Regions from separate parts of the Homo sapiens genome. Here regions 1, 2 and 3 are each linked to region 4. Evidence: chromatin loops called from intact Hi-C (ENCODE). Cell type or tissue: mammary epithelial cell. All regions are shown on one strand. Region 1 has its middle 25 kb from the start of MPHOSPH10. Region 2 overlaps PAIP2B (poly(A) binding protein interacting protein 2B). Region 3 has its middle 19 kb from the start of NAGK. Region 4 has its middle 29 kb from the start of MCEE.

Region 1 (8,000 bases), 54 kb after region 4:
CCCATTTAAAGGGGAGAAATAGGAAGAAGTAGCTTAGTCCTAAGTAAGTCCAAAACACACCAGGTAAACAACATTAAGTCTTGAGGCTTGAGGATAGTCTTTGACTTTATGTCTCACCTTCCAGTCACACTGGGGTGAGGGTTGGGTCCCCAAGGCTCCAGGCAGCTCCACCCCCATAGCTTTACTGGGTGCAGCCCATGCCCTGGCTCTCACTGGTTGGAGTCCTGTGCATGCAGCTCTCCCAGCCTGGCATTGCACACTGGTGGCTGTATAGGTCCAGGGTCTCAGGGGCAGCCCTGCCCCAGTGGCTGTGCTGGGCATTGCCTGGGAAGGTGTTCTCTGTGGTGGCCCTGCCCCACAGCATTTCTCTGCCTGCATTTGATGCCCCTCAGTCCTTGACATATATCACTCACTTGGTTTTCTGGCTGCCAAGTCTCTTCCTCCTACTGCGCTAGCTCAGTCTCCTTTGCAGGCTCCTTCTTACTGCCCTGCCTTTTGTTAATGAAATGCTCAGTCTTTTGACCTCTTAGTTCTCTATCTACAGTCAATCCTTGGTCCCATGTATTAATACCATTTAAACCCCAACAACTCCCAAATTTGTATTTCCAGTCTGACCTGACTTGATTACATCAGTTCAAGGGTTTTCATCCTCAAGAACGTCTAAGTGGTATCTCACATTTACATGTCCGAAACTGAACTCTTACTCTTTCTGCTCCATCCTGCCAGTTGCTAGGCTAAAGTCCTCAGAGTTTCCCTTGACTCTTCTCTTGTACATTACCACCTTTACCATGAGCAAATCCTGCTAGCTCAGTCTTCTAAATATATTCAGAATATAACGATTTCTTATCAATGGCAATGCCAACATCCCGACCCAAAATGTCACCATCATCTCCCCTTGGATTACTGCATCAGCCTTCTGTTTTCCTCACTCCCTCTCTTGCTTCCATCCTTGTGTACCCCATGATCTATTCTTAATGCAACAGGGAAAGGGGTCCTTTCAGAGCTTATGCTCAAAATCTTTGTCTCCCCTCCTCCCATCTCAGTCAAAGTCGATGCTCAAATCCATGCAATGACCTGCAGGGTCCTACATCAGGTGCTGGCAAACAGTAGCTGGATGGCAAGTTAGCCAGCTGTTTCTGTAAATAAAGTTTCATTGGAACACAACCACACTCATATGTTACGTATTGTCTGTGGCTGCTTTCACACTACAATAGCAGTGTTGCCTAGTTATGATGGAGGCCACGTGACCCCCAAAGCCTCAAATATTTACTATCTGGCCCTTCACAGAACAAATTTGCTAACACTTGCCCTCCATGATCTGGCTCTTTGCTGCCTCCCTTGCTTTGTTTCTGCTCTAGTCTTCTGGCCTCCTTGGTTTTCTTAGAGCCTGCTAGGCAATCTTCCACCTCAGGGCTTTTTTTTTTTTGGGGGGACAGAGCCTCACTCTGTCGCCAGGCTAGAGTACAGTGGCACGATCTCGGCTCACTACAACCTCCGCCTCCTGGGTTCAAGCGATTCTCCTGCCTCAGCCTCCTGAATAGCTGGGACTACAGGCGCGTGCCACCACACCCAGCTATTTTTTTGCATTTTTAGTAGAGGCAGGGTTTCACCATGTTGGCCAGGATGGTCTCGAGCTCTTGATCTCGTGATCCTCCCGCCTCGGCCTCCAAAAATACTGAGATTACAGGCGTGTGCCACCGCGCCTGACCCATCTGTCTTTTAAAAAATGTTTTTAATTTGAGGTATAATTTATATTCAGTGAAATGCACAGATGTGAAGTGCACATTTTGATCAGTTTTAACAAACGCATTACCCATGTAACCTACTTCCTTTCAAGATATAGAGCATTTCTGTCATCCAGAAAGTTCTCCTGTGCTTTAATCCTGTCCAGCACTCCCCCAGCAGCTGCTGAACATGCCTGAGGACATTGGTACAGGACTCTGGCCTCCCCAAAAGAGCTGCTTGGACAAGTCTGCTTGGCTTACCCTAAATCCCTGCCTGCACTCTAAAAATTTCCATCTTTAAACTGGTTGTACCTATAACCCTCCCTCATCAAATAAATAAACCCTGAAAAATAGGAGAATACCCCTTCCTGGCCCCGCAGCCCAGCACCTAATATTTACTATATACCCAAGCTTTTAGAAGTACGACTTGCACAGGTGGGGGCTGGCAGCTGCATCCCATCCTCCTCCTGGTAGCCTCTATCAGCCTACAGGGCTCTCAGAGCAGATCTGGCCAGGCAGCCTGAGCCTGGAAGTGCAGCGCAGCCTCCTGCTCGTTCACCCTCACTAGGGTGGCAGCTGCGGCAGCAGCTGGGCTCACCCGTTAAGCAAGAAGGTGAGGATGGGAGCGGGATGACCATTGGCTGGACAGTGACACTCAGACCCCAGCCTGGGCAAGCCTGTCTGAAAGCCCCCTTCCTTTCGGTCCAACTGTGGAGGGAGGGGGCAGAGCGTACGGGGTTCTACTGCCCTCCTCATCCTTTAGACGTCCTTCCTCCTAGGAGAGGGAGCTGCTCATTAATTGGCCAAAGCCTTCTTGAAGGCTGTAAATTTGACAGGCTTGGTGTGTGGGGGCCAACCATGCTAAAGAGAGCATCTGGTGTGTCAGAAGGCAGCCACCTCACCAGGGGAGGGTCAGCCCCCTTGGTGATCTCCTTCCCCTGCTGGACACAGCTTCCTGCACTCTCCCCATGTGAATGCTCCCCTCAGAGCTGCTTCCAAGGGTGGGGTTCTAACCCTGTGAGTGGGGACATTGTGTTCATTTACAATGGGCCATGGTTTCATCTGAAATCTCCAACTCAGAGGCAGTAGAGAGGAGAAGAGAAATTCCCTGCACCTCCTCCCTCCTCAGCACCCCCACCTCTGCACGCGTCCACATATGGAGAGCCTGACAATGGCCCCTGGGAGTGCCTCCATCTGCGCCTCCTTTCCATGCCTGCAGCAGCCACGCGCACTGTCCAGACCCTCACCCGCCTGGCTCAGTAGGCGCTGCACTGCCTCTGGTCCTGCCCCTACACCTGGGCCTCTGTACCCGTCAATTCCCCCAGTCTGGTTCTTATTTCCCCCAACAAGTAGGCAGCATGTAAGGTCATCTGTTGAGCAGGGTTGAGGGAGATAATAAGGTGGGGCTGTGAGGATGAGGAGAAGCTTATGGTCGTGCTGGAGACTCAGCTGAGCAGCCCCATTGGCTGCCTACCCAGTGGTCATCCCGCTCCCACCCTTATTTCTTCTTTGTAGACAAAACCTTGACTTCATTAAATGTTGGACACCTATGAACTTCATGGACTCTTCTGCAGCCTCCCTGCCATGTAATGGTAAATCTAAGTCAACCCTAGTAATTTCATTCCTCTGGCCAATGATCGCTTGGGGTGTGGCCATGAGCTGCCTCTTCGCCTGAGCCTGAGCCACAGCTACCCTCTGCACCTACCATGCTGACACGCTAGGCCAGGGAGAGCTCCATCTCAATGGAGATGAGCTGTGAGGGCCTCTGCTGGTGGCTGGGCAGATCAGGTAGTTGTAACGGGTTTTGTTCAGAAGGGAAGGTCGTCCATCAGCTTCTCCTCAGCATTGGCCATGCGGCAGTCCCTTGGGAAAACACACAGACCTGCTGGGCCCTTGTGCAACTGACCCCCATGGCAGCTGACAGGCACAAAGGGGAGAGTCGAGATGGCCAGGGACCACAGGTGCCCCAAGGGCTGGCTGAAGCAGTTCATGAAGGTGCTGGCAGGCCTGTCTCTCCTTGGGGACTTCAAGTGACATTCAAGAGAGAGCTCAGCTATCTCCTCCCATGCCATACCTCTTCCTCCTCCTCTTCCCTCGAGCAATAAATGGCATCCCACACTCTAGACATCTGGTACAAAACGGGGTGTCTCTTCCTGATCCCTCCCTTGGTTCATCCAAGTAACCACCAAGTCCTGTCTGTTCCCCCATCTCCACCGCTACAGCCATGTCCCTACCTCCCCAGTCCTGCCGTCCTTCTGGTCTCTCCACCCTCACTCTTCCCCTGTCATCCATGTACAATACAGTGCCAGACTGGTCTTTCTACAGCAAAATGGACTAAGGCCCTTCCCTACCCACAACTCTCGGAGCTGGAGGTGGAGTTAAAACTCACATGTTTTGGCTTGGCATTCAGAGCTCGTTCCCTCTTGGCACTGGCTTATCCAGAGCGCTCATAGTTTGGGTTTGGTGCAGAACTGGGTATGAGGTAGTGCTTTCCCTGAGAAGAAACAGGGCTGAGATGGGGGCATTTTCTGGGTTCAGAGTTAGACCTATGGAGTGCAAGGTTCCTCTGAGACACCAAATGAAGTGGTCCAGCTGGCAGCTGGCTCCTGGTCTGGAGCTTCAAGGAGAGGTCTCAGCTCAGAGCCACATTCAAAACCCAGCTTAAATGCAGCCTTCTGCAGGGAGCCCCTGGAGCTTCCACAGCCTCAGATCTGCCCCCTGCACACCCCAGATCTTTTGCCAAGTGGCGTTCGGGTCTTCATGTCATCTCTCTCCCATGTCTGGGAGTAAAGGTGAGGTGCGGGAAGTTGAGCTTTTGTACTGTGGTGTCTTCAGGGAGACTGTGTTAGGTAGAGGGGAGGCGGCTTGGAAAGAGGGAGACTCAGAGGAGAGTCAAGGACATCTGAGCAGGTGAGCCTGGGAGCAGGAAAAGGGATGAGAGTGAGCAGAGGAAACTACTGGGGCAGGAGAGCAGGTGGAAGGATCAGGGAATGAGGGGGGCTGGAGAGGTGGGGGTGGGGATCCTGGTGAGGGGCTGCCTGCCTCCCGCAAGGGCCAGTTCACCTGGTTGCCCCAAACCCCTCCCTCTGAGGGTGGGGCCAGAGGGCCCAGAGCATTGATCAACCCAATTGAGCAGGCCTGAGGTGGACTTGGGTGGGAGCTGGGCTGGACTCCTGGCCCTGGGGAGCAGCTGCCACCCTGCCTATTCCATCCACTTTCCAACTCGCTGCCTATTGGAGCAGATGCAATATTGGGTGCCTTGTGAAAGATGCTCCTAGTGCACTTGCTGCCTGCTGACCCTCCCCCCAAGACTGCTCCGAGCTCTCCAGAGGGGGGTCCTGTGGAGGCTTGGCCTAGATTCTGAGCCCTGCCTCTCATACCTGGGACCCCTCCCCCAGAGGCAGCTGCTTGAGTACCCTGGAAGCCAGTCTGTAGCCTCAGGCTAGAGCTGGGTCCCTCCCACAGCCTTTCTTTAGCTCATCTATTTGGACTGACTGCTCATTTCATAGAAAGGGGTGTGTCTTGCCCCAGCCCATCTGGCATATATAAGGCAGCTGTGGTGTCAGAATCCGCAGCTCCCATCCCCCAGCTCTGCAATACTAGAGGAGGCTGGATTCCACATCTCTGAAGTCCCACCGGACTGGTGCGATGGGGCTCACGAGTCCAGGGCTGCTCTGCAGGCTGTGGGGCTCACCTCCAGCTCGGAGCCCACCTGGTGTGCTCAAGTTGCTCACCTTTGGGCCTGTCCTGCCTCTCAGGCATTCAGCTGACCCCGAGGGACTCTCCCTCATCTTGACCACCAGTTACGGGCTCTAAGTTAGAGGTTCCCAGAACCTTAGACCATTTGGCCAAACCCTCCATTTCTCAGCTGGGGAAACTGAAACCAAAGAGGAGAAGCAACTTTCTCAAGGACCCCCAGCAAGTCAGAGGCAGAACTGGGTCTAGCAGCCTCCTCCCGACAGAGGGCCTCCCTGACCCCTGAGCCTTTACTGCCTCGTTAACTTCCCTATAAGGAGACTGCTCTGCCGAGGCTGGAAATGGAAATGCTCTCCGTGGCGGTGTGTGCCCGTGACTGCGCCCGTGTTTGTACTTGTGAGTGTGTATGGGGGTGGGGGTGAGGGATGGGAATAAACAGCAGGGATGCTGGGGGCTGGAATGCACTCTGCCTCACTCCAAAAAGGGGCGTGGGGGAGCCCAGCGCAGCACATGATTAGACTTTCCAATCTGCTGAATGCCTGTGAGGCCAGCTGGGCTCAGAAGACAAGGGACAGGCCTTTCTCCACAGATGGCAGGGGTGGCCCAGGACGGGTGAAAGCTTCTGCAGCAGCATTGGGGGTCACACCCCAGTCCATGGGCTGACAGTTAAGCAGAGAAGCCGCCACTAGGGGTCAGTCATGATCCAGCGATTCTGATGAGCGGGGCGGGGTACCACCAGCCTCTATCCAGGGTCTTGTCTTCCAGACCTCCTTGGGAAAAACTACTCCCTGGCAGAAAAGGGCTAATAATTTGAGAGGAAGCTTTCATGCACGTCCTTGTGAAGAGACCACCAAACAGGCTTTGTGTGAGCAACATGGCTGTTTATTTCACCTGGGTGCAGGTGGGCTGAGTCCGAAAAGAGAGTCAGTGAAGGGAGATGGATTATCATTAGTTCTTATAGGTTTTGGGATAGGCAGTGAAGTTAAGAGCAATGTTTTGCGGGCAGGGGTGGATCTCACAAAGTACATTCTCAAGGGTGAGGAGAATTACAGAGAACCTTCTTAAGGGTGGGGGAGATTACAAAGTACATTGATCAGTTAGGGTGGGGCAGGAACAAATCACAATGGTGGAATGTCATCAGTTAAGGCTATTTTTACTTCTTTTGTGGATCTTCAGTTACTTCAGGCCATCTGGTTGTATATGTGCAAGTCACAGGGGATGCGATGGCTTGGCTTGGGCTCAGAGGCCTGACATTCCTGCCTTCTTATATTAATAAGAAAAATAAAACAAAATAGTGTTGAAGTGTTAGGGCGGTGAAAATTTTTGGGGGGTGGTATGGAGAGAGAATGGGTGATGTTTCTCAGGGCTGCTTCAAGCGGGATTAGGGGTGGCGTGGGAGCCTAGAGTGGGAGAGATTAAGCTGAAGGGAGATCTTGTGGTAAGGGGTGATATTGTGGGGATGTTAGAAGAAACATTTGTCATATAGAATTATTGGTGATGGCCTGGATACGGTTTTGGATGAATTCAGAAACTAAATGGAATAAGAGAAGGAGAAAAACAGGTATAAAAGGTCTAAGAATTGGGAGGACCTAGGACATCTGATTAGAGAGTGCCTAAGGAGATTCAGCATAGTCCTGCCAGCAAAGATTATTTATTTACTTCCAGAGTTTAGAGTGGCAGTTTGGGGATAGCACCAGGAGATATCAGCTGTGATGGCTTGGAGAAACAGTGTAAACCAGCAGTGTAAACAAGAGCAGGGCATGTATGAGTAGTTGAGAACGGTGAATAGGAGTATGACTAGAGAGAAGATAGTAGGGATGACAAGTTTTTTGGGGTCACAGTCTAAGTTGGTCTGGTGTCGAATGAGACTGGGGCCTAATAAAAAGGAGCGTCTATACAGGAGCTCAAATGGGCTGCACCTTGTAGCATTCTGAGGACAGGTCTGACTTCTGAGAAGGGAAAGTGGTAAAAGTATTATCCAGTCCTTTTTAAGTTGGTGGCTGAGCTTGGTGAGGTGTGTTTTTAAAAGACCTTTAGTCTGTTCTACTTTTCTTGAAGACTGAGGACCGTAAGGGATATAAAGGTTTCACTGAGTACTAAGAGCCTGAAAAACTGCTTGGCTGATTTGACTAATAAAGGCTGGTCTTTTATCAGACTGTATAGAGGTGGGAAGGCTAAACTGAGGAATTATGTCTGACAGAAGAGAAGAAATGACTGCGGTGGCCTTCTCAGACCCTGTAGGACAGGTCTTTACTTATTCAGTGAAAGTGTCTAGTTAGACTAAGAGGTATTTTAGTTTCCTGATTCAGGGCATGTTGAGTAAAGCTAATTTGCCAGTCCTGGGTGGGGGCAAATCTTCAAGCTTGATGTGTAGGGAAGGGAGGGGGCCTGAATAATCCCTGAGGAGTAGTAGAATAGCAGATGGAACACTGAGAAGTTATTTCCTTGAGGATAGATTTCCACGATGGAAAGGAAATGAGAGGTTCTAAGAGGCGGGCTAGTGGCTTGTACTATAGCATAGCCTGCCTTTGCTGGTGTGTGGCGATTAGGCCTGGTGGAACTGCCATCAATAAATCAAGC
Region 2 (8,000 bases), 89 kb after region 4:
CTTTCTCTCTGCAATCCCAACGCATTTCTAACAGCCTTCGGAATTCTGAGCTTGGACAGGCTCACGAGGATGAAGGAGGAAAAGCAGTCCCAGAAGGGAGAGATTTCCTCTATGCACTTGCAATGCCCTTTCCCTTTTAGAGGAAACAACCCAGCTGAAAGCTGAAGCTTGAATAAAGAAGTTTCTTTATTCATAGTCCTCTCTGAAAAAGAGTTAACAGTTTCATTCTCTCAACATAGAGGCTTTGGGAATTAATGTGTCTGTCTGGTAATGCAAGTTCTCTAAGCTACTCTCCTATGACATGTGACCTAACAAGGAAGGCAATTTTTTCAAATGATATAATCCTAAAGACTCAAATAGGAAAAAATGTGTATTTTAAATCTGGCATTAGCTTATCACTGTTCAAAAAGTCAACGAGAGCTCATAAGGAGAATTTCTTCAGCTTTCCATACCCTAGTCCTTTCCTTCCAACCTCTGTCCCACAGCCACATACTGAATTTATACCAACTTTGTTTCAAGTTACATATCTTTTCCCTATTAGGCCTATCACACAGCACAGTAGCAATCAGAAAGAAGCCACTATTATCTTCAGGGCTCTCCAATTCCTCATCCCTGGGAGAATGGCCTGGATGGCTCTCCTGTACCCCACACTGCCATCTACATCTCTATACACGAAGGTAGCTCCTGGCACCCAGTTTAGTTCCTTAGGGGTAGCAACAAAAGACCCCAGCAAGTTAAAGGCAGGAAAGACAAAGAAACACACCCTAAGAGGTCAATCTACAAAACTTGCAAAGCTGGGTATGTGGGAACAGTAAAATGTTTTAATAGCTGAAAAGATCCCAGAAGGTCAGGTACACAGTCACATGGGTCAAGCAGGACTCACTTTCCTAGGCTGATTTTGAGTTCCTTTCCATAATTCTGTAATGTGGGAAGAAATATCCAAACTGTGAACTGAGCTTCTTACTAGTGTCCTGAAAAATATTTCCTTAAAAAAGTGCATAAACTTGTCTGAGGGAATTAAGACACCAGGAAGACCAAGTGTTGATGAGGCTGGAAAAAAAAACTGTCCAAATAAAATTAAGACACAACAGATTCAAGGATGACTTCTGCAGGCTCATGCTAATTGCCAGCACAGCAGGCCTCCCCTATGCCTTTGGTAGCAGTATCTTTTCTTAAAAAGGAGGCTGGGGAATAGACTTCATGAAAGATGAGGTGGCAGATCAACCCTAGTGCTCTTCTACTTATAAATGGTGAGTCTGATGGTGGTGGTGAACACAGGCTTATGAACAGGACAACAGTAACTAAATGACTCAAGTGACAACCACCATCACAGCCCTACCTTCTGATTTACAACTTTCAACAATCATCAAAAGTTACTGTAAACTAAGTACTTTAAGTCTGTGTTTTCTTGAATGGGGTTCAGGACAAACAGGCAAGGGCTTGACAGCACATTGGTTATCCGAGTTCATTGCAGGAGACCCCGGGGGTGGGGCAGCTGAGCCTCAAATTCCAGTTTGCACCACCTGCTCTTTCTGCTTGTCCCTTTTCCCATCCAACTCAATAGATTCCACAAAAAGCTCTCCAGGTGCTCACTGTCCCTGATAAGTATACAGCAGGGTGAGAGGGGCATTTCCTAAATATCCAGTTTTTCTTAGTCAGCTTATTTTGTTTAAATACACACCGCGGAACACTTCTGATGAAGGGGGGAAAATGCAATTTCCTTAACTCGAAAGAGCTATTTAAAAAAACAAAACAGGAAACTCCCCAAACAAAAGTCAGCAGAACAAAATAGAAATACTCAGAGGCTTAGAATAAGACTGAGCATATTAGTTACTCAGAGTCACAGTATTGTGAGACCACCACTCCCCTTCCCGCTGTGCACCCCTCGCCCGCCCCATCCCCCTCTTCAGCTCCACCATTTTGTGCATTACTATCCCCAGATGTGGGGACAGACAAGTCTTCCTCAAAGCTTTCTCGGCTCAGTACTTCTCTCCTGGAATAAACTCCTTGGCATCTGGGTTCAGGTTACTTTTGCTCTGAAATAAGAACCAAGAGATAGTAAATCCTAAGGCAAGCTGCATTTTAAAACTTACCCAGTCCATCATTATCAGTACCTTCCCCTTAGCTTTAGGGAGAGAAAGAAAATTCCTTGTAACTCAGGCTGTTATTGCTAGGTTATCTCAACTGCACCTGACATAGCCCTGAGCAAGCTCATCTTCTCCTTCCTTCTTTGGACTCTTGTTTCCTTCCTGATGCTTTCCAAAATCTCATCAGAGGCCTGTAAGTTCAACTCCAAGAATAATTTTTCAATTCACTGAGTACCTTAACTTGGTGAAAACCAGGGTACTCCATCAGACCAGGCTGGATACCACAATCTCTATTTTTCTTCATCTTTCTGTACTCTCTTTGGTTCTCTACTCTCTTGTGAATATCCAAAACCTTAGCAAACCACAGGGCAAGATTGTTCAGAATATGAGTTGTATGAAAACTATATTGCTCACAGACTTTTTTTTTTTTTTTTTTTTTGAGACAGTCTTGCTCTGTTGCCCAGGCTGGAGTGCAGTGGTGCAATCTTGGCTCACTGCAAACTCCGCCTCCCTCTGCCTCCCAGGTTCAAGCAATTCTCCTGCTTTAGCCTTCCAAGCTGGGACTACAGGCGCGCACCACCATGCCTGGCTAATTTTTGTATTTTTTTAGTAGATATGGGGTTTCCATGTTGGCCAGGCTGGTCTTGAACTCCAGACCTCAGGTGATCCACCCGCCTCAGCCTCCCAAAGTGCTGGGATTACAGGCGTGAGCCACCGTGCCCAGCCTGCTCACAGACTTCTGATGTTACATAAATATGAAAGGCAGGAAATTAATTTATCTGGTTTTCTAATTCTAAGTGGAGAAAATGACCTCTCAGGAGTACATTTCTTCCAAAATGAACAGCTAATTTTTATAACAGAATCATTTAGAAGTATATTAAATACAGATTTGAGGGACAGTAAAAGAGAAGAATAGCAACAAATGATATTTGAGAAGAAACTTCTTCAGTGTTCAAATTGTTATCCTTAATCCCAATTCTACTTTGAAGAGCCCATTAGAAAGTAAAGGTTGGTGGCGTCCAATCTTGGCAAGTAAAAAGCCCGTGATGCTGGCAACAGTAATGTTTTATAGTGCTTTATGAGGAGCAATGCATCTTTAATGCACCCCTTATTAATAATGCCCATAAAACGAGCAAAGAAACAACAGCTCACAGGGCTCCAGACTTGTTGAGGGTTGTAGGGCTGGAAAGAAAGTCTGTCATTCCAAATCCTATATTCTTTTCACTACATAACCTGGGGAACTACATATGGCTCTTACCAAAATATCTTCAGAATCATGACCTTCACTGACTGACAGTCCATTTAACTGCTGTTGCAACTGTCCCATGGCCTGAGGCAGGTCTCGTGAGGGAATAAACCAGTCTTGGTCTTCTTCATCCAGCATCTCTTGGAAGCAGCGGTCCAAGAAGTCTTGCTCCTGCAGTTCCTCCTCCACCTAGCAAGCAAAGGGGAGCAGCTCAGACTTACTGTCACAGCAAGACTTACCCCTTCCAGTTTTTCCTCCACCTCTTTCCTTCAGAAGGTATTACTCTGCAATTAAGAATGATCTTGAGCTGGGTGTGGTGGCTCACAACTGTAATCCCAGCAGTTTGGGAGACTGAGGCAGGAGGATTGCTTGAGGCCAGGAGGTTTGAGACCAGCCTGAGCAACATAGCATGACCCTGCCTCTACAAAAAAAATTTTAAAATTAGCCAGGCCATAGTGGTGTGTGCCTGTAGTCTCAGCTACTTGGGAGACTGAGGCTGGAGGACAACTTGAATGCAGGAGGTCAAGGCTTCATTGAGCCAAGACTGCGCCACTGCACTTCAGTCTGGGCGACAGAATGAGACCCCGATTCTTTAAAAAATAAAAATATATTTAAAAAAAAGATTTTATGATCTTACATGAGGTCCAAGGGATCTAAGGATTCAATGCGCCTAATGACTAGCTAGAGATAGCATAATTTTTATTTTTTCTCAACCAAATTCTATCACTAATAAGACTAAGAAAATAGTTATTCACAGTAACAGAAATTCAAGGTCTCCGCAGATGTTCTACGATCTCTAATAGGTGATACAGATATCATGGAAAATCATTTTAGAGCCTAAAATTCTTTTCTCAGTCTTGTTACAAAGTAACCCTTCTTAAATTTCCCATTTTATAAGAAATATGAAAAAGATACTGCAAGTATATAACTAGTTCATGACCTGGCTAGTGGAGATAAAATCAAAGCCAATGCTCTCAGCTTCTGGCCATTTTTTGGGTAAGGAAACCCTCAAGGGAGAAAAATACTTTCAGAACATTAGGAAGACATAAAGAACACTTTTTGGCATACCAATAGAAAATTACATAATCAATGTAGTATTCTTTCAAAAGATGAAATATATGAATATTCAAACAATTCTGCATTTCTTAAACATTGCCCTAAACTAAAGCAATATATATCTAGGATATTTTACACTGCTTTGCAGACATTGTTAACTCTTAGTATAGAGTGTGGTTCACTCTGCAGATTTCAGTGTCTTTGATAGGCCTCTTGCTTCATGTTTGGCATCCCTTTCCTGCAGGCTGCCTGGTGACAGATTCACAGCTCACTAGCACCACCACCAGAAATGAGGTCAAGCAAAAAATAATTTCCCAAATTGGAATATACAGTTACCTAATTAATTCAGAGGAAAAGTTACTGGTAGTGAGACTTAAGAATAGTATTTGAACACTACAATTAGCCACACGTGAAAACTAGACAGTTATGAAGTGCTTAATAAAATATTCTCATGCCACAAGATGTAACATGACCATTTGAGAGCTGCCCTGACTCTATGAGAGCATAACAGCATGCTAGCTCTTATTAAATTTACCCCTGTTCACTGGCACAACCAATGAAAATGGTTGCTGGGCACAGAGGTGTAACAGAAACATGCTACGTGCAATTCACACAGATCCCGACAGAGCCACATTAGGTGGAAATTGCTGTCTGTCCCCTTTAAACTTGTTTCCTTCTTCCCAGAGCACCAGGCTGTTCAGTTAAAATCACATTTGTCACCTTACATGCTGTATATGGCCAAGTGACTATTCATCACAAAATGTTCCCACAAGGGACATGGACACTTTGGCATCCCTTGGTTAAAAGAAGACCCCTTGCCATGGCCTTTGGTGCTCTCCCTTTCCCAGCTGCTGGACTTCCCAGTTTTCCCTCAGCCACGCAGCTGATATATGCCCTGGGGGTGGCAGAGCAATACCGTGGAAGGGACCAAGTGGGCACCAGATCACTTGTCTATCCAGAATGCTTACCTTGGACTGTTAACCTCACAGATATAAAACAATGCGTTACTGCTGAATCTTTGCTGAAGTAGTCTAGCCAACCCTCACCTCATGTACTTCTCTATTTCAGACTCACATCCTGCCAATCCCGAGTTCCCATTTGAGGCATGCCATGCTGACCTGTCTGCATATAGCTGCTGTTTCCCACAAATCTACACCCAATAACACAGGGCATTAGACCAAAACAACTTCCTTTCATAAAATAAATTTCCTCACCTTTTCCCATTAACACAAATTTTCCATGAAAACACTGCAAAAGGAGAGCAGAAACTAGATTTTTAGGAACTGGACTTAACCACATATGATTAATGAAAAATATTATATATGGGCACACGTTTTATTGCATTTTGCTGTATTTTGCTTCATAGATACTGCATTTTTTTTTTTTTTTTTACAAATTGAAGGTTTGTGGCAACCTTGCATCAAGCAAGCCTATTGGCGCCTTTTTATCAACAGCATGTGCTCAATGTCTGTGTCACATTTTGGTAATTCTCTCAATTTTTCAAACTTTTTCATTATTATTATATCTGTTATAGTGCTCTGTAATCAGTAATCTTTGATGTTACTTTTTTTTTAATTTTAGGTTTGAAGTACACGTGAAGGTTACATAAACACATGTCACAGGGGTTTGTTGTACATATTATCATATCACCAGGTATTAAGCTCAGTACCCAATAGTTACCTATTCTGCTCCTCTCTCTCCTCCCACCCACCCCCGTCAAGTAGACCCCAGTGTCTGTTGTTCCTTGTGTTCATAAATTCTTATCATTTAGCTCCTACTTATAAGTGAGAACATGTAGTGTTTGGTTTCCTGTTCCTGTGTTAGTTTGCTAAGGATGATAGCCTGCAACTCCATCCATGTTCCTGCAAAGGACATAATCTCATTATTTTTTATGGCTGCGTAATATTCCATGGTGTATATGTACCACATTTTCTTTATCCAGTCTGTCACTGATAAATGGGCATTTAGTTGATTCCATGTCTTTGCTATTGTGAACAGTGCTGCAATGAACATTTGTGTACATGTGTCTTTATGGTAGAATGCTTTACATTCCTCTGGGTCTACAACCAGTAATGGGATTGCTGGGTTGAATTGTAGTTTTAGCTCTTTGAGGAATCGCCATACTGCTTTCCACAATGGCTGAAGTAATTTACACTCCTACCAACATTGTATAAGCCTTCCCTTTTCTCCACAACCTCACCAGCACGTGTTTTTTCTTTTTTTTTACTTTTTAGTCATAGCCATTCTGACTGGTGTGAAATTGTATCTCATGGTGGTTTTGACTCGCATTTCTCTAATGATCAGTGATATTGAGCTTTTTTTCATATGCTTGTTGGCCGTATGTATGTCTTCCTTTTGAGAGGTGTCTGTTCATGTCCTTTGCCCACTTTTTAATGGGGTTGTTTTTCTCTTGTAAATTTAAGTTCCTTATAGATGCTTGATATCAGACCTTTGTCATATGCATAGTATGCAAATATTTCCTCCCTTTCTGTAGGTTGTCTGTTTACTCTGTTGATAGTTTCTTTTGCTGTACAGAAGTTCTTAAGTTATTTAGATCTCATTTGTCAATTTTGGCTTTTGTTGCAATTGCTTTTGGTGTCTTCGCCATTAAATCTTTGACCATTCCTATGTCCAGGATGGTATTGCCTAGGTTGTCTTCCAGGGTTTTTATAGTTTTGGGTTTTAGCCAGGTGCAGTGGCTCCGCCTGTAATCCCAGCACTTTAGGAGGCTGAGGCAGGCAGATCATGAGGTTAGTAGACTGAGACCATCCTGGCTAACACGGTGAAACCCCTTCTCTGCTAAATAATACAAAAAATTAGCCGGGTGTGGTGGCAGGCACCTGTAGTCCCAGCTACTCTGGAGGCTGAGGCAGGAGAATGGCGAGAATCCGGGAGGCGGAGCTTGCAGTGAGTACTCCAGCCTGGGCTACAGAGCAAGACTCTGTCCCAAAAAAAAAAAAAGTTTTGGGTTTTACATTTGTCTTTAATCCATCTTGAGTTTATTTTTGTATATGGTGTAAGGAAGGGGTCCAGCTTCAAACTTCTGCATATGGCTAGCCGGTTATCCCAGCACCATTTATTAAACAGGGAGTCTTTTCCCTAGTGCTTGTTTTTGTCAGCTTTGTCAAAGATCAGATGTAGATGTGTGGTCTCATTTCTGGGGTCTCTGTTCTGTTCCACTGGTTTATGTGCCTGCTTTTGTACCAGTACCATGCTATTTTGGTCACTGTAGACTTGCAGTATAGTTTGAAGTCAGGTAACGTGATGCCCTCAGCTTTGTTCTTTTTACTTATGATTGCCTTGGCTATTCGTGCACTTTTTAGGTTCCATATAAATTTTGAAATATTTTTTTCTAGTTTTGTGAAGAATGTCATTGGTAGTTTGATAGGAATAGCATTGAATCTGTAAACTGCTTTGGGCAGTATAGCCATTTTAATGATATTGATTCTTCCTATCCATGAGCATGGGATGTTTTTCCATTTGTTTGCATCTTCTCTGATTTGTTTGAGCAGTGTTTTGAAATTCTCATTGTAGAGATCTTTTACCTCCCTGGTTAGCTGTATTCCTAGGTTGTGTGTGTGTGTGTGTGTGTGTGTGTGTGTGTGGCAACT
Region 3 (8,000 bases), 52 kb before region 4:
GAAACAATATCGCAGGGGGTGTGAAGAACCCCTGCGATATTTGGAGTAATATCGTCTCCCTTCATGAGTATTAAGAAGAATATCAAGGGGGGGTCGAGGGAACACACCCTTTGATATTTCATATCATCCTCTTCACCGGTGGATATTAGGAAAAATATGAGGAAGGGATGTACAGACCCTGAGACATTTGCTGTCCTATAACTGTCTCTCCCCTAGTAATTAGGAATAATGTAATGGGGGATGTGAACACCCCTGCGATATTGGGAGAAATATCATCCTCTCCCACCTTGGATATTAGGAACAATATCACAGGGTTGTGTACACCTCCTGCGTTATTGGGAGTAATATCATCCTCCCTCCCTCTGGATAGTAGGAAGAGTTTCACAGGGGTGTGTACACCCCCTGCGATAGTAGAAGTAATATCATCCTGTCGCCCTGAGGAGGGAAGCCACTTTTCTGACTGTCTCCTGTCTCTGAAAAGGAGAAGGAAGTAAAAGTTGAAAAAGAACAGGATGAAGTCAGTGTCAAGAGCAGTTGTTGCCACTGATGAGCTGGCCCGAGGTGAAAAGATGAACCCCCCCCCGCCCAACTCTAAGCACATGTGCTCTCAATCCATCACGATCCTTTCACGTGGAACCCCTTAGAGTTGTAAGCCCTGAAAAGGGCCAGGGAGTCTGTCTTCCTTCGGGGAGCTCGGCTCTTAAGACGCGAGTCTGCAGACGCTCCCGGTCGAAAAAGAATTCTCTTCCTTTTTAAATCCGGTGTCTGAGAGGTTTTGTCTTTGGCTCATCCAGAACGTTTACTTGGTTCACTCTGACCACGAGTCGAACCCAGGCCGCGGTGGATGAGAGCGCCGAATCCTAACCACTAGACCGCCAGGGGAACTTGGAACTCTGTGAGAGATAGATTGCCCAACTTTAATAGTGGGTTGGCCATCAGAAGGAAGCCTGGACAGGTCCCTTGTTTCTAAGGTGTGGCAAAAGGTGACTGGTAAAGGATACCTAGACCAGTTCCCATACATAGACACTTGGTGACAGCTGGTGCTAGACCCCCCACAGTGGCTAAGAGGCCAGGCAGCAGCAGTACTAGGAGCAAAGGGACAGATAGCTAAGGAAGGATCCGGCTCCACCCACCCAGGGAAATCAACTCCTGAAGTTCTATTCGACCCAACATCAGAAGATCCATTACAGGAGATGGCACCAGTGATCCCAGTGCTGCCTTCCCCTTACCAGGGAAAGAGGCTCCCCACTCTTGAGCCCACAGTGCTTGTGCCTCCCCAAGACAAGCATATCCCTAGGCCACCCAGAGCAGATAAGAGAGGAGGTGGAGACTCGGGAGAAACCCCTCCCTTGGCAGCTGGTTTATGACCCGAAACTGGGATACAAATGCCCCTGAGAGAGCAGCGGTATACTGGGATAGATGAGGATGGTCACTTGGTGGAGAGGCGTGTTTTTGTGTAGCAGCCCTTCACCTCTGACCACCTTCTCAACTGGAAAAACAATACCTTGTGCAATACCGAAAAGCCACAAGCTCTAATTGATTTGCTCCAAACTATTATCCAGACCCACAACCCCACCTGGGCTGATTGGCACCAGTTGCTCATGTTCCTCTTTAACAGAGATGAAAGGCGGAGAGTCCTCCAAGCAGCAACTAAGTGGCTAGAGGAACATGCACCAGCTGATTATCAAAAACCCCCCTAAGGACCCAGTTACCAGGAACCGAACCCCAGTGGGACCCAAATGAAAGAGAGGCTATGCAAAGGCTAAACCGCTAAACTGAGACAGGGAAGCTCTCTTGGAAGGATTAAAGAGGGGAGCACAGAAGGCCACAAACGTTAACAAGGTCTCTGAGGTCATTCAGGGAAAAGAAGAAAGTCCAGCACAATTCTACGAGACACCGTGTGAGGCCTATTGTATGTATACTCCCTTTGATCCTGATAGTCTTGAAAATCAGCGCATGATTCACATGGCTTTAGTCAGTCAAAGCGCAGAAGACATTGGAAGAAAACTGCAGAAACAGGCTGGGTTTGCAGGGATGAATACATCACAATTATTAGAAATAGCCAACCAGGTGTTTGTAAACAGGGCTGCAGTAAGCCTTGAGGAAAACCGCAAAGAGAATGGACATCAGGCCCGGCGAAACACCGACCTGGTTGTCAGCTGCAGCAATCAGAGGGGTCCTCCGAAGGAGGCAAGGGAAGGGGGGGCCCTGGGAATGAAACTCAGCTTGGCTGTCAGAGTTTGCAGTGTAACCAGTGTGCTTCTTGTAAAGAAATAGGACACTGGAAGAACAAATGCCCTCAGCTCAAAAGAAAACAAGGTGACTCAGAGCAGGAGGCCCCGGACAAGGAGGAAGGGGCCCTGCTCAACCTGGCAGAAGGGTTATTGGACTGAGGGAGACCAGGCTCAAGTGTCCCCAAAGAGCCTATGGTCAGAATGACAGTCGGGGGTAGAGACATTGATTTTCTTGTAGGTAGCGGTGCTGAACATTCGCTAGTAACCGCCCTGGTCGGCCCCTTATCCAAAAAGACTATTGATATCATCGGAGCCATGGGGGTTTCAGCAAAGCAAGCTTTCTGCTGGCCTCAGACTTGTACTGTAGGAGGACATAAAGTGATTCATCAGTTTTTGTACATGCCTGACTGTCCCTTGCCCTTGTTGGGAAGGGACTTGCTCAGCAAGCTGAGAGCAACTGTCTTTGCTGCTAAAATTCCCCAGAACGGGAGTCATTATGACCCTTACCATCCCCGGAGAGGAGGAATGGAGACTTTTTTTTAACTGAGCCGGGCGGAGAGATAAGATCACCTCTGGCTAAGTGGTGGCGAAGAGTACGGGCAGAAGACAACCCTCCAGGGTTGGCAGTCAACCAAGCCCCCATACTCATACAAGTTAAGCCTGGGGCCCAGCTGGTTAGGCAAAACCAGGACCCGGTCCCCAGAGAAGCTCTTCAAGGTATCGAGGGCCATCTCAAGCACCTAAGAACTTTGGGAATTACAATTCCTTGTCAGTCTCCTTGCTGGAGCGTGTTGCTCCCATACGTTCATGACCTTTTGCTGGGACACCCCATGGCAGTCGGGTGCGCCAAGGGAACGGATGCCCTACTCTGGCACCTGGAGGACTGTGGGTATAAGGTGTCCAAGAAAAAAGCTCAGATCTGCTGATAGCAGGTACCTTACTTGGGATTTAGTATCCGACAGGGGGAACGCGGCCTGGAATCAGAAAGAAAGCAGGTCATTTGCAATCTACCAGAGCCTAAGAGCAGAAGGCAGGTGAGAGAATTCTTACGAGCTGTGGGGTTTCATAGACTGTGGATCCCAAACTTTGCAGTATTAGCCAAGCCTTTGTATGACCTCACAAAGTTTGGGGGTGGGGGGACAGGGAAACTTTTGAATGCGGATCCCAACAACAGCAAGCCTTTCATGAGTTAAAGGAAAAACTTATGTCAGCCCCAGCCCTGGGGCTACCCGATCTGACAAAGCCTTTTACATTGTATGTGTCAGAAAGAGAAAAGATGGCAGTTGGAGTTTTAAGCCAAACTGTGGGGCCCTGGCCGAGGCCGGTGGCCTACCTCTCTAAACAACTAGATGGAGTTTCTAAAGGATGGCCCCCCTGTTTGAGGGCCTTGGCAGCAACTGCCCTGCTAGTCCAAGAAGCAAATAAGCTGACTTTTGGGCAAAACCTGAACATAAAGGCCCCCCATGTTGGGGTGACTTTAATGAACACTAAAGGACATCATTGGCTAATGAATGCTAGACTCATCAAGTACCAAAGTGTGCTCTGTGAAAATCCCCGTATAACCACTGAAGTTTGTAACACCCTAAACCCTGCCACCTTGCTCCCGGTATCAGAGCGGCCTGTCAAGCGTGATTGTGTAGAAGTGTTGGATTCAGTTGACTCTAGCAGACCTGACCTTCGGGACCAGCCTTGGGCATCAGTAGACTGGGAACTATACGTGGACAGGAGCAGCTTCATCAACCCACAAGGAGAGAGATGTGCAGGATATACAGTGATGCAGTAGTAGCCCTGGATACTGTTGTTGAAGCCAGATCATTGCCCCAGGCCACTTCAGCCCAGAAAACTGAACTCATTGCTTTAATTGGGGCCTTAGAACTCAGTGAAGGTGAGACTGTCAACATTGACACTGATTCTCGGTATGCCTTTTTAACCCTTCAAGTGCGTAGAGGATTATAGAAAGAAAAGGGCCTACTGAACTCTGGGGGGAAAGACATAAAATATCAACAAGAAATCTTGCAATTATTAGAAGCAGTATGGAAACCCCACAAGGTGGCACTTAGGCATCAGCAAGCTTCCACCTTGCTGGGTTTGGGGAATTCCCACGCTGACTCAGAGGCTCAAAAAGCAGCATCTGTCCCCTTCCAGGCATCAGTCACAGCCCCTCTGCTCCCTCAAACACCTGATCTTGTACCTACTTCTTCTAAAGAAGAAAAGGACTTTCTCCAGGTAAAGGGGAGGACAAGTGACAGAGGAAGGATGGATTCAGTTACCAGATGGGAGAGTAGCTGTGCCACAGCTCCTAGGAGGTGCAGTTGTACTGGCTGTGCATGAAACCATCCATCTAGGTCAGGAGTCACTGGAAAAGTTGTTAGGCCGGTATTTCTACATCTCGCATTTGTCAGCCCTCGCCAAAACCATGAGGCAGCGGTTTGTTACCTGCCGACACCATAATGCGAGGCAAGGTCCAGCTGTTCCGCCCGGCATACAAGCTTATGCAGCAGCCCCCATTGAAGATCTGCAGGTAGACTTCAGAGAGATGCCAAAGTGTGGAGGTAACAAGTATTTACTAGTTCTTGGGTGTACCTAGTCTGGGTGGGTGGAGGCTTATCCAACATGAACTGAGAAAGCTCGTGAAGTAACCCATCTGCTTCTTCGAGATCTTATTCCTAGGTTTGAACTGCCCTTATGGGTAGGCTCAGATAACGGGCCAGTGTTTGTGGCTGACTTGGTACAGAAGACGGCAAAGGTATTGGGGATCACACGGAAACTGCATGCCGCCTCCCAGCCTCAGAGTTCCGGAAAGGTGGAGCGGATGAATCGGACTATCAAAAATAGTGCTATACTATTGTCTTCCCCGCTGGATATTTAAAACAGCACCACAAGGGGCATCAAACCACCTGCTAAATTTGAGGGAATGTTATCCTCTCCCCACCTCCCCCGGCCCCGGATATTAGAGACAATAACACAGGGGTAATGTACACCCACTGCTTTATTGGGAGTAATATCATCCTCTCCCTTCTTGGATATTAGGAACAATATCACACTGTGCATGTACGCCTGTCGTGAAATTCAATGGAATGTCATCCTTTGCCTCCCTGGATATGATGAACAATATCACGGGGGATGTACAACTTGTGAGATATTGGGAGTGATATCATCCTCTCCCGTCTGGAAGTTAGGGACAGTATCACAGGGGTGGTGTACACCCTCTGGGATGTTGGGACTAATATCATCCTCCCGCCCACTGGATATGAAAAACCATATCACAAGGGGCTTGTACACACACTTCGATATTGGTATTAATACCATCCTCTCCCTCTTTGGATATTCGGTGCCATATTTCAGGTGGGGTATACACCACCTGCAATATTGGAAGTAATAAGATTTTCTCCCCCCCGGATATCAGAGACAATATCACAGGGGGTGTCAACAGCCCCTGCGATATTTGGAGTAATATCATCGTCTCCCCTCATGAATATTAAGAACAACATCGTAGGGGTGGGGGGTGTACACCCCCTTTCATATTTGATATCATCCTCTTCCCCCCTGGATATTAGGAACAATATCAGGAAGGGATGTGCAGACCCTGCAATATTTGCCGTCATATAATTGTCTCTCCCCTAGATATTAGGAAAAATGTAACTGGGGATGTGACCAGCCCTGCGATATTGGGAGTAGTATCATCCTCTCCCCGTTGCATATTAGGAACAGTATCACAGGTGGGGTGTAGTGTCTCTGCGATATTGGGAGTAAAATTATCCTCTCTTCCCCTGGATATTAGGAAGGGTATCAGAGGGGGAGGGTGTACATTCCCTTCGATATTCAATGTAATCTTATCCTCTCCCTCCCAGGGTATTAAGAACAATATTACAGGAGGGGTGTACACCCCCTGCGATATTGAGAGTCATATCATTCTCTTTCGCTCTGGATATTAGGAACAATATCACAGGGTTGTGTACACCCCCTGGGATATTGGGAGTCATATCATCCTCTCTCCCTGTGGATATTAGGAAGAGTATCACAGGGCTGTGTATACCCCTGCGGTATTGGGAGTCATATCATCCCCTCTCCCTCTGGATATAAGGAAGAGTTTCACAGGGGTGTGTGCACCCGCTGCGATATTGGGAGTAATATCATCCTCTCCACCCAGGAAATGACTAACAAGGTCACGGGGGGGAACTTGCCCCTGCCATATTGGGAGTAATGTCGTCCTCCCCAAACCTGGATGTTAGCAGCAAGATCACAGAGTGGGTGTACACACCCTTCGATATTGGAAGTAATATGATTCTCTCCCCACCTGGATATAGGGAAAAATATCACAGCGCGGGTATACATTTCCTATGCTGTTGGGAGTAATATCATTCTTTTCCTTTCTGGATATTAGGAACAATATCACAGGGGTGGTGTACATTTACTTTGATATTGGGAGTAATATCATCCTCTCCCCGTTAGGACATTAGGAACAATATCCCAGGGTGGTGTCCACCCTCTGCGATATTGAGAGTAATATCATCTTCTATTTCCCTGGTTATTAGACACAATATCACAAAAAGGTGTACAACCCCTGCGATATTGGGAGTAATATCATACTCTCCTTCCCTGGATATTAGAAAACAATATTCATCAGGGCTGAATACCCCCTGCGATAATGGGAGTAATATTTTCTCTTTCACAGGCCATTAGGAACAATATCACAGCGGGTGTTTACACACCCTGCGATATTGGAGGTAATATCATCCTCTGCCCCCTGGCATATTACCAACGATATCAAACAGGGGTGGTGTACACCCCTTGTGATATTGGGAGTATTATCATCCTCTCCACCTCCGGGTATTAGGAACAATATCCCGGCGGGGGGTAGTACAACCCCAGTGATATTGGGAATAATGTCATCCTCTCCTTCCCCGGATATTAGGAACAATATCACAGGAGGGTGTACACCTTCTGCGATATTGGAAGCAATATCATCCTCTTCCCCGCTGGATATTAGAAAAAATATCACTCATGGTGTACACCCACTGTGATATCAGGAAGAATATTACAGGGTGTACACCCACTCTGACTTTAGGAGAAATAGCTCCCTAAAATGTCACAAATAATATCACAGGGTATACAGTAATATCTCCCTAGGATATGACACATACTATCACAGGGTGTACACCCACTGTGATAACAGGAGTAATATGTCCCAAGGATATTACCAATAATATCACAAGGCCGTACACCCAGTATGACATAAGGAGTGATATCTCCCTAGGATACTACGAATACCGTCACAGGATGTACACCCATGGTGTGCACCCACGGTGATACTAGGAGTAATATCTACCCAGGAAATAACCAATAACAGCACAGGGTGTACATACATGATGTCCACCCATGGTGATGTTATGAGAACTATCTCCCTAGGATAATACGAATAATATCACAGAGTGTACACACATGGTATACACACACTGTAGCACTAGGAATAATAACTTTCTGAGATATGAATAGCATCACAGAATAAAAACACATGGTGTACGCCCACTGTAACATCAGGCGTAATTTCTCCCTAGGATATTACGAGTAGCATCTCAGGGTGTACAAACATGGTGTACACCCACTGTGACATGACGGGTAATATCCCCCTAGAGGATATTACCAATAACATCACAGGGTGTTCACCCGTGGTGTACATGCACTGTAATATTAGGAATAATATCTCCCTAGGATATTATAAATAATACCACAAAGTGTACAGAAACTGTGATATTAGAGGAAATA
Region 4 (8,000 bases):
CCCAGAAGGTAGAAGTTGCAGTGAGCCAAGATCCCACCACTGCACTCCAGCCTGGGCAGCAGAGAAAGACTCTGTCGAAAAGAAAAGAAAAGAAGGAAGGAAAAATAAAGGAAGGAAGGAAAGAAGGAAGGAAGGAAGGGAGGGGGGGAGGAATAGAAAAAGAAGAGCAAATTAAACCCAAGGTAAGACGAGAGAAGGAAATAATGAAGATCAGAGTGAAAGTCAGTACAATAGAAAACAGAAAAATAATAGAGACAATCAATGAAATCAAAGTCTCGTACTTTGAGATCAATATAATTGATAAACCACTCATCAGACATTATCACACAGTTATTGAGAAGTTTCTGTGAGTCTAGAATCTGAATGTGACCTCAAGGTGTGCAGTCAAGGTGTCAGCTGAAGGCTCAACTAAGAGAGAATGTACTTTTTTTTCTTTTTTTTTTTTTTTTGAGACTGAGTCTCACTGTATTGCCCAGGCTGGAGTGTGGTGGCACAATCTCCGCTCACTGCAACCTCTGCCTCCTGGGATTGATTCCCCATCTCAATGAATGATTCCCCATCTCAGCCTCCTGAGTAGCTGGGATTACAGGCGTGTGCCACCATACCCAGCTAATTTTTGTATTTTTAGTAGAGACGGGTTTTCATCATGTTGGCCAGGTTGGTCTCGAACTCCTGACCTCATGTGATCCACCAGCCTCGGCCTCCCAAAGTGCTGGCATTACAGGCGTGAGCCACCGCACCCAGCCTGAGAGAGAATGTACTTCTAAGCTCATGGGGTTGTTGGCAGGACTCAGTTATTCCCAGGCAATTGGACTGAAGGCCTGAGCTCCTCACTGTGGGCTGGAAACCTCCCTCAGTTCTTGGCCACACGCACCTCTCCATGGGGCAGTCCACAACATGTCAGCTGGCTAGAGCAAGCCAGCAAGTGTGGGAGTGGAACAACACCAGCAAGACAGAAGCCAGAGTCTTTATGCAACCAAATCTCAGCAGTAATATCTCATCGCCAGTGTCACATTCTGTTGGTTAACTGGATGATCAAAATAAGACTTTCATGCATAAAAAATATATAAAATTTGTAAAGTTATGTGGGAGAGTTGGAATGGAAGTTAAATTTCAATAGGTAAAATGCACAAGGTACAATTTCTGACCCTTAATGAAGAGCTTGTTTATGGTATTTTATTTTATTATTTATTTATTTATTTATTTATGAGACAGAGTCTCACTCTGCCGCCCAGGCTGTAGTGCAGTGGCGTGATCTCCGGCTCACTGCAACCTCCACCTCCCAGGCTCAAGTGATTCTTTTGCCTCAGCCTCCTGAATAGCTGGGATTACAGGCGCCCGCCACTACCCTTGGCTAATTTTTATATTTTTAGTAGAGATGGGCCTATGGTAATTTGTAAGTGGATAATGGAGGGTTTCAAATTGCTATTGTATTAATATTCTACTATACATGTAAAAAGACTGATGAGACAGTTTTGTTTTAAAATGTCAGTGTTTACAGTACCCCAGAAATTATATACTTCATAATTATTTGAACTTGTGATAAAACAATTTTTTGTCACATTTGTTAAAATGAGAAAGGAGGCACACAATTTTTTCCTAGTAATTTTATGAGGTGTGCAAGTCTATAACTTTGAAGCCACTGCTCCAAACCACCATGCCATGTTGCCTGGTTGTCTTGAAGGGTATGGCCGGGCTGTTGTCTACACAACAAACATCTTAACTTCCTAAAATAGTCCTTGGCCCATCTGCTCCCCAAAGTTTGCACAGCAGTTACTCCAGCGTCTCTCTCATTGGGCCCCTCGTTGTGACTCCTGCACACAGTGTTCCTCTCTTGTTCTCCAGCTCAGCGGCCCCTGCACTCTGCTCCTGACTTCTGTCCCTCAGGGCGCCCCTGAGAGGCAGGGCCTGGTGTCCCATTCTGACAGCTTCTCTCCCGCGGGAGTAGCCCCTGAAGTCCTGCACAATGACATTTCTCATTTTATTTCATGTGGATTGGGGAGTCTTGATGCCTCATAGAATTGCTATTTACTGGACTGCAGAGTATGCCATTAGTCTGCACAAAGAGACATTACAAGAAAGAAAACACTATTTGAAATGTGTTCCTTATTTATCATAGGGGTGCTGTGGAGAACACTTTTTTTTTTTTTTTTTTTTTTTTTTTGAGACAGTCTCACTCTGTTGCCCAGGCCAGAGTGCAGTGGCACAATCTTGGCTCACTGCAACCTCCACCTCCTGGATTCCAATGATTCTCCTGCCTCCGCACCCAGCTGTTGAGAACATTTTCTATAAGCTCAAATTGTCTTCTTTATGGGAACCTGAGGAAAATACTCTCTCAGCTCTACTGGGTAGAGTTGGCTTGTCTTAGACAACAAGCTAACTTTTATCTTTAGGAACCCATTAAATTTGGAATTAATTGTGCTCCTGTATCTGGCTACTAAGATCAGAGACAAATGTATGGCTGTCCTTTGGAAATTGCACAGGCACTGATAAAGTATGTTACTTGACTATCATACCCTAAATTTCTATTTACTGTGACATCTAAAATCTATTTAATTGTTGCATTGTATGTATCTTTGTAATGTACATACATACATAGTGTTGCCCTCAAATGACGAAATGTTGTATAAAATGCATTCAGAGCCAAAAGCGAGTGAAATGTTGAACTGCATTTTCCATTGTCTTCTGCTGCAGTTCATATTAAGCTGTGTTGCAGAAATGAGTACTGACTGAGAAGCCCAGCACTTTAACTGCCAAGAGTCTTGGAAGCGACATTTACTTTGGTCTGTCTCCCAACCTGCTAGCTCAAAAGACAGATTTGGGCATAGCCTGACTGATTTTGTCTTATGGGGTAGATTCACATTAACCAAACTCATTAGAGATGGATATATAAGCCAGAATTTCATATTATGAGTTTATAATGAAAGATGTATCTGTCAAGTAAACCTCAAATGCTGGCACTGACATGTTTGATGAAGATGGAATGATAACAAAGGGAGTTAATATCATGCCCAACAACAGGAATACAAAAACCCCAGGGCCCAGGACACACACATGGGATGGTGTGCTCAGGGATGGTGGTTAGAAAGGTCCTGCCAACCTCCAGCTCTCTGGGCATCTCTCTTCTGGCTCCCAGTGGATTGACCTTAATATGTCCCTTTAGTCTCATTCCAAAAGATTAAATTTTTAGTTGATAAATTATGTCTACATTGCTGTCTTCCACTTTGAGCCTCAGTCTCTATTCTCATCACCTTAACAGGAGTTTGGGGATAATGACTTAGTCAAACATTTGAAAACAATCTCTTGGTTTATTCCCTGAAAAGGATCACCAATCACTTCCATTCCTTGTAGCTGTTCCATGTGTACCCGGCAGAGGGCGACCCTACTTCCCTCATCCCCAGGTTCTCAGGAGGCACTTCTTGGAACCTCAGCAAAAACATGGCAGCCGTCTTCCCTTACTAAAACTATTTCTTGTTGTTTATAAAAATCTAGAATAAATTTGGCTTTTAAATAACTAAGGTTTAAATTAAAACTGAGAGGTAGCTTTCTGAATACAATATGCATTTTAAAATAAAATATATGTCCAATGGGTGAAAGGCACAGCACTAACAGCTATTCTGGCTTAAAACTCAGCAGATTCATATGATCTATACTAGCACACCTATAGTGCTGGTAATCTGTGTCACATTTATAGGTCACCTTGAGACACAGAAACCTGTTGTTTCTGTAACCTCCAGGTGAATATGGTTGTCTGACTGAAGAGGACATATAAATTCATAAAGCTCTCAGTTCATCTTGATAATTTTATAGCTGCTTCAACATTTCTGAGACAGGTAACTTGGAATACATTTTGGCAGAGATATAGGAAAAAAAGTTTACTCTCTTACCCCAGACTCCAAGGATACTTTTCAAGACTAGATCTCTTTCATTAAAATGTTACTTCTGGAGGCCATGGAGGGTGGATAACTGTGCCCGCCACCATGCCCAGCTAATTTTTTTGGATTTTTAGTAGAGAAGGGGTTTCACCGTGTTAGCCAGGATGATCTCGATTTCTTGACCTCGTGATCCGCCCGCCTAGGCCTCCAAAAGTGCTGGGATTATAGGCGTGAGCCACTGCGCCCGAGTTAGTCAGCCATGAGTACTTGGTCTTCTGTTCTGTATTTGATACTAATTAGAGCTTCCTCACGTAATTTTGAGGGTTTTTGTCTCATTTTTATGGTCAACTGTACTTTATTGGAATGCTTTCAGTTTCAAGTTACCAAAACCTCAACTCGAACTGACTTCAAAAAATAAAGAAATTAGCCCATATAAAAAGCAGTTCAGAGAGGGTGATTTCAGGACTGAATAATCCAGCAGATTAAAATGCCATTGAAATCCTGATCTAACATGTAAGGACTTCAAAGATGCCATTCCATCCTAGTACGTCAAAAGCTGGACAAACTGAAAAATAAACAACTCTTCTCAGGTCTGTCAGGGAAGTGAGGTCACAGGGCAAACTGTTGCCCCCAGACAGAGAAACAGACAGCTGGACACAGAGAACCACAATTTACTGGGGAGGAAACTCACAAGCAGAAAGCTTTGTGGGAACCATTCCAGGGCAGGAAAGCTGCCCTGTAATTGACAAATCGTTTGTGGTTCTGTATGGACAAGTCTATGAGTTAAAAACTCCAACATGACTCAGTCATAGCCCCCACCCCCACTGCTCTCTTGTGACTTTTTCCTCTGGGACCTCTACCAGGTTCTTCCAGTGCATAGCAGAAAAATCCCTTCTGGCTTCCAGCAGAAAGAGTGGGAAGTAACCATTTAAAAAAATATACCAGAGCATTCTGTTCTTTTTTTTTACTTTGAGACAGAGTTTTGCTGTGTCGCCCAAGCTGGAGTGCGGTGGCACAATCTCAGCTCATTGCTACCTCCGCCTCTTGGGTTCAAGCGATTCTCCTCCCTCAGCCTCCTGAGTAGCTGGGACTACAGGCACGTGCCACCACATCTGGCTAATTTTTGTATTTTTAGTAGAGACGGGGTTTCGCAATGTTGGTCAGGCTGGTCTTGAGCTTCTGACCTCGTGATCCGCCCGCCTCGGCCTCCCAAAGTGCTGGGATTACAGGTGTGAGCCACCGCGACTGGCATTCTGTTCTTTCTTAAAAGGCCTGTCCTCAAGATAAACTAGTTTACCAGAGCCTAACCTATTGGTGTTTTATCTGGGTCTAACTTACCTAGGGGAAGGGATACCCAACTTCAGCCCCCCATCCCACCTAAGGTGGGGAAAAACTGACAGGCACTTCAAAATTTATAGCTTAGGTACACAGGGTCACTAAAAGACTGACTTAATCGTAGGACTATGACCCATCAAGCACATACAAACACATTAGTAATAAAGACCTATTTACCAGAGTTCCTTTTCACCCAGCCCATTATGTCCAATTCTCAATAAAAAATTACAATGCACACTAAAAGGCAAAAAACACAGTTTGAAGAGACAGAGCAAGCATGGAACCAGACTTAGACATGCAAAGGATGTTGGAATGATCAGACTGGGAATTTAAAACAACTTTAATTGCTTAATTAAATTAATATGCTAAGGGCTCTAATGAAAAAATTGGACAAACTGCAAGAACAGATAGATAATGTAAGCAGAGAGATATAAATTCTAAGAAAGAATGAAAAAGAAATGCTAGGTATCTGCTATGGTTTGGGTATTTGTCTCCTCCAAATCTCAAGTTGAAATGTGACCCCCAGTTGTTGGAGGTGGGCCTGGTGGGAGGTATACGGATCCTGGGGGTGGGTGCCTCATGAATGGCGTAGCACCATCCCCTTGGTGATGAGTGAGTTCATGAGAGATCTCATTGTTTAAATGTGTGTGGCACCGCCCTCCTTGCTTTCTTGCTCCTGCTCTTACCACGTGACATTCCTGCTCCAACTTCACCTTCTGCCAAGTGTAAAACTTTCCTGAGGCCCTCACCAGAAGCCAAGCAGATGCCAGCACCACACTTCCTGTAAAGGCTACAGAACTATGAGCTAATTAACTCTCTTTTCTTTATAAATTACTCAGCCTGAGGTATTCTTTATAGTAATGCAAAGACAGCCTAACACACAATCAAAACTGCTATAAACAACAATGAAGAATGCCTTTGATGAGCTCAAGGTGATAGTGACAGCAGGCAGCCAAATTCCTGGGCAGATAGGGGTGGATCTCCAGTGAAACCCCACCTCCAAGCTGAAGACAGTTGAAAGCCTGAAAGCCAAGCTACAGGTTAAATCCTCGGAACGGATTGAGAAATCATCTTCCTGTTTGGCATGCTTTCCTCTGATTGGGCCCCACCCTTCACCTATTTTACATATACCTATCCTTTTCTAATAGGTTTTCTACACTGTCATGCCCACCTTTGAGTGGAGGCTTCACTTTAACCTTTCTTGCATACACACAAACCAATCAGCATCCACCCCCCTTCCTGTGCCTATAAAGACCCCAGACTCAGTTGGAAGAGGAGGAGATGGCCTGACTTTGGGGAAAAGATGACTTAACTCCAGGGAAGACGACCTGCCCTTCCCATCTCCTCTCCAGCTCCCCTCTCTATTGAGAGCAGTTTTCATCACTCAATAAAATTCTCTGCCTTCACCTTCCTTCATTTGCATGATCTCATTCTTTTTGGAAACCAGACAAATGCTCAGGACCCATGGAATTCAAGTCCCCAGAAAGGCTGTCACATCAGCCCTTTGTGCTTGTCAGTGCAGGGCAGCCACCCCACACAACAAGGCAAGGGGCCAACTGAGCTGCTAATACACCACCGTCCGCAGTGCAGAACTAAAGGAGCACTGTAACACTTCCTTGGGACTTCAGGAAGGAAGGTTGTGGGCACCCTCACCTGGGTGCCACCATGTTCCCCTCAAGGCGACACGCCTGGTCTGTGCAGGCCCTGCACAGAGATTGCTCCTGTGTCAGTGCCTGAAGCAGCCAGCCAGAGCCTGCACTCACTCTCTCATGTTCTCCCTCCCACAAGGGGTTGAGCATGGTGGGCGGAGTAGATGGGCACCCCTTCCATGAGTCCAGCAAAGGGGCTGAGAAAAATCCTGCATCAAAGGTAACCTGAACATGGCTGAGGAAAGAATTTCTGAACTTGAGGATAAGTCAATAGAAATTTCCAAAACTAAATAGACATTTCTCAGAAGAAGACATACAAACGGCCAACTGGTATATGAAAAAACGCCCAACATCACTAATCATCAGGAAATGCAAATCAAAACCACAGAGATATCATCTCATACCTATTAAAATGGCTATTATTGGCTGGGCATGGTGGCTCACACATGTAATCCCAGCACTTTGGGAGGCTGAGGTGGGCAGATCACTTGAGGTGAGAGTTCAAGACTAGCCTGGCCAACATGGTGAAACCCTGTCCTTACTAAAAATACTAAAAATACAACAATTTACCAGGCATGGTGGTGCATGCCTATAATCCCAGCTACTCGGTCCCAGCTACTGAAGCAAGAGAATCGCTTGAACCCAGGAGGTGGAGGTGGCAGTGAGCTGAGTTATCGCTCCAGCCTGGGTGACAGATTGAGATTCTGTCTTAAAAAAAAAAAAAAAAAAAAAAAAAAAAAAAAAGCCAGGCCTAGTGGCTCACACCTGTAATCCCAGCACTTCGGGAGGCCGAGATGGCTAGATCATTTGAGGTCAGGAGTTCGAGACCAGCCTGGGCAACATAGTGAAACCCCATCTCTACTAAAATACAAAATGTAGTTGGGTGTGGTGGTACATACCTGTAATTCTAGCTACTTGGGGGTGCTGAGGCTGGAAAATCACTTGAACCTGGGAGGCAGAGGTTGCAGTGAGCCGAGGTCATGCCAGTGCACACCAGCCTGGGCGACAGAGTGAAACCCCATCCCAAAAAAAAAAGAAGGTTACTATTGAAAAGACAAAAGATAGGTTGATAAGGATGTGGAGAAAAGAAAACTCCTTGCACACTTTTGGTGAGAAGGTAAATTAGTACAGTCATTATGGC

The links. Hi-C counts contacts between places; a loop is a spot of excess contacts. Peaks named below come from ENCODE experiments on the same cell type or tissue, not always from the same donor. Only the 100,000 strongest peaks of a DNase experiment are listed, where the experiment ranks them.
Region 1: it touches region 4 in a loop (10-fold over the local background); 5 of 110 quality-filtered maps call a loop at or near these places.
Region 2: a loop joins it to region 4, with 12 times the contacts of the local background. A loop is called at or near these places in 7 of 110 quality-filtered maps.
Region 3: it touches region 4 in a loop (5-fold over the local background); 3 of 110 quality-filtered maps call a loop at or near these places.

What each region holds. Positions count from the first base shown.
Region 1 is chr2:71,151,534-71,159,533 of GRCh38, forward strand. No RefSeq gene overlaps it. Among named protein-coding and RNA genes, the nearest start is that of MPHOSPH10, 25 kb to the left of the region's middle. RefSeq lists an enhancer at 105-164 and silencers at 5,989-6,128, 6,051-6,212. In mammary epithelial cell, CTCF peaks have their summits at 3,488 and 6,112 (motif pointing right); no DNase peak of the experiment used is centred here.
Region 2 is chr2:71,186,500-71,194,499 of GRCh38, forward strand. It overlaps PAIP2B (poly(A) binding protein interacting protein 2B), which reads right to left. Exons shown (of 4, transcript NM_020459.1): 3 at 3,346-3,522; 4 at 1-2,036. The coding sequence ends at 1,980. Among named protein-coding and RNA genes, the nearest start is that of PAIP2B, 37 kb to the right of the region's middle. In mammary epithelial cell, a CTCF peak has its summit at 4,660; no DNase peak of the experiment used is centred here.
Region 3 is chr2:71,045,549-71,053,548 of GRCh38, forward strand. It overlaps the pseudogene TRE-CTC15-1. Among named protein-coding and RNA genes, the nearest start is that of NAGK, 19 kb to the right of the region's middle. In mammary epithelial cell, a CTCF peak has its summit at 4,287 (motif pointing right); a DNase peak (open chromatin) is centred at 4,363.
Region 4 is chr2:71,097,279-71,105,278 of GRCh38, forward strand. No RefSeq gene overlaps it. Among named protein-coding and RNA genes, the nearest start is that of MCEE, 29 kb to the right of the region's middle. RefSeq lists an enhancer at 5,772-6,582. In mammary epithelial cell, a CTCF peak has its summit at 3,375 (motif pointing right); a DNase peak (open chromatin) is centred at 4,643; H3K27ac peaks cover 245 bases.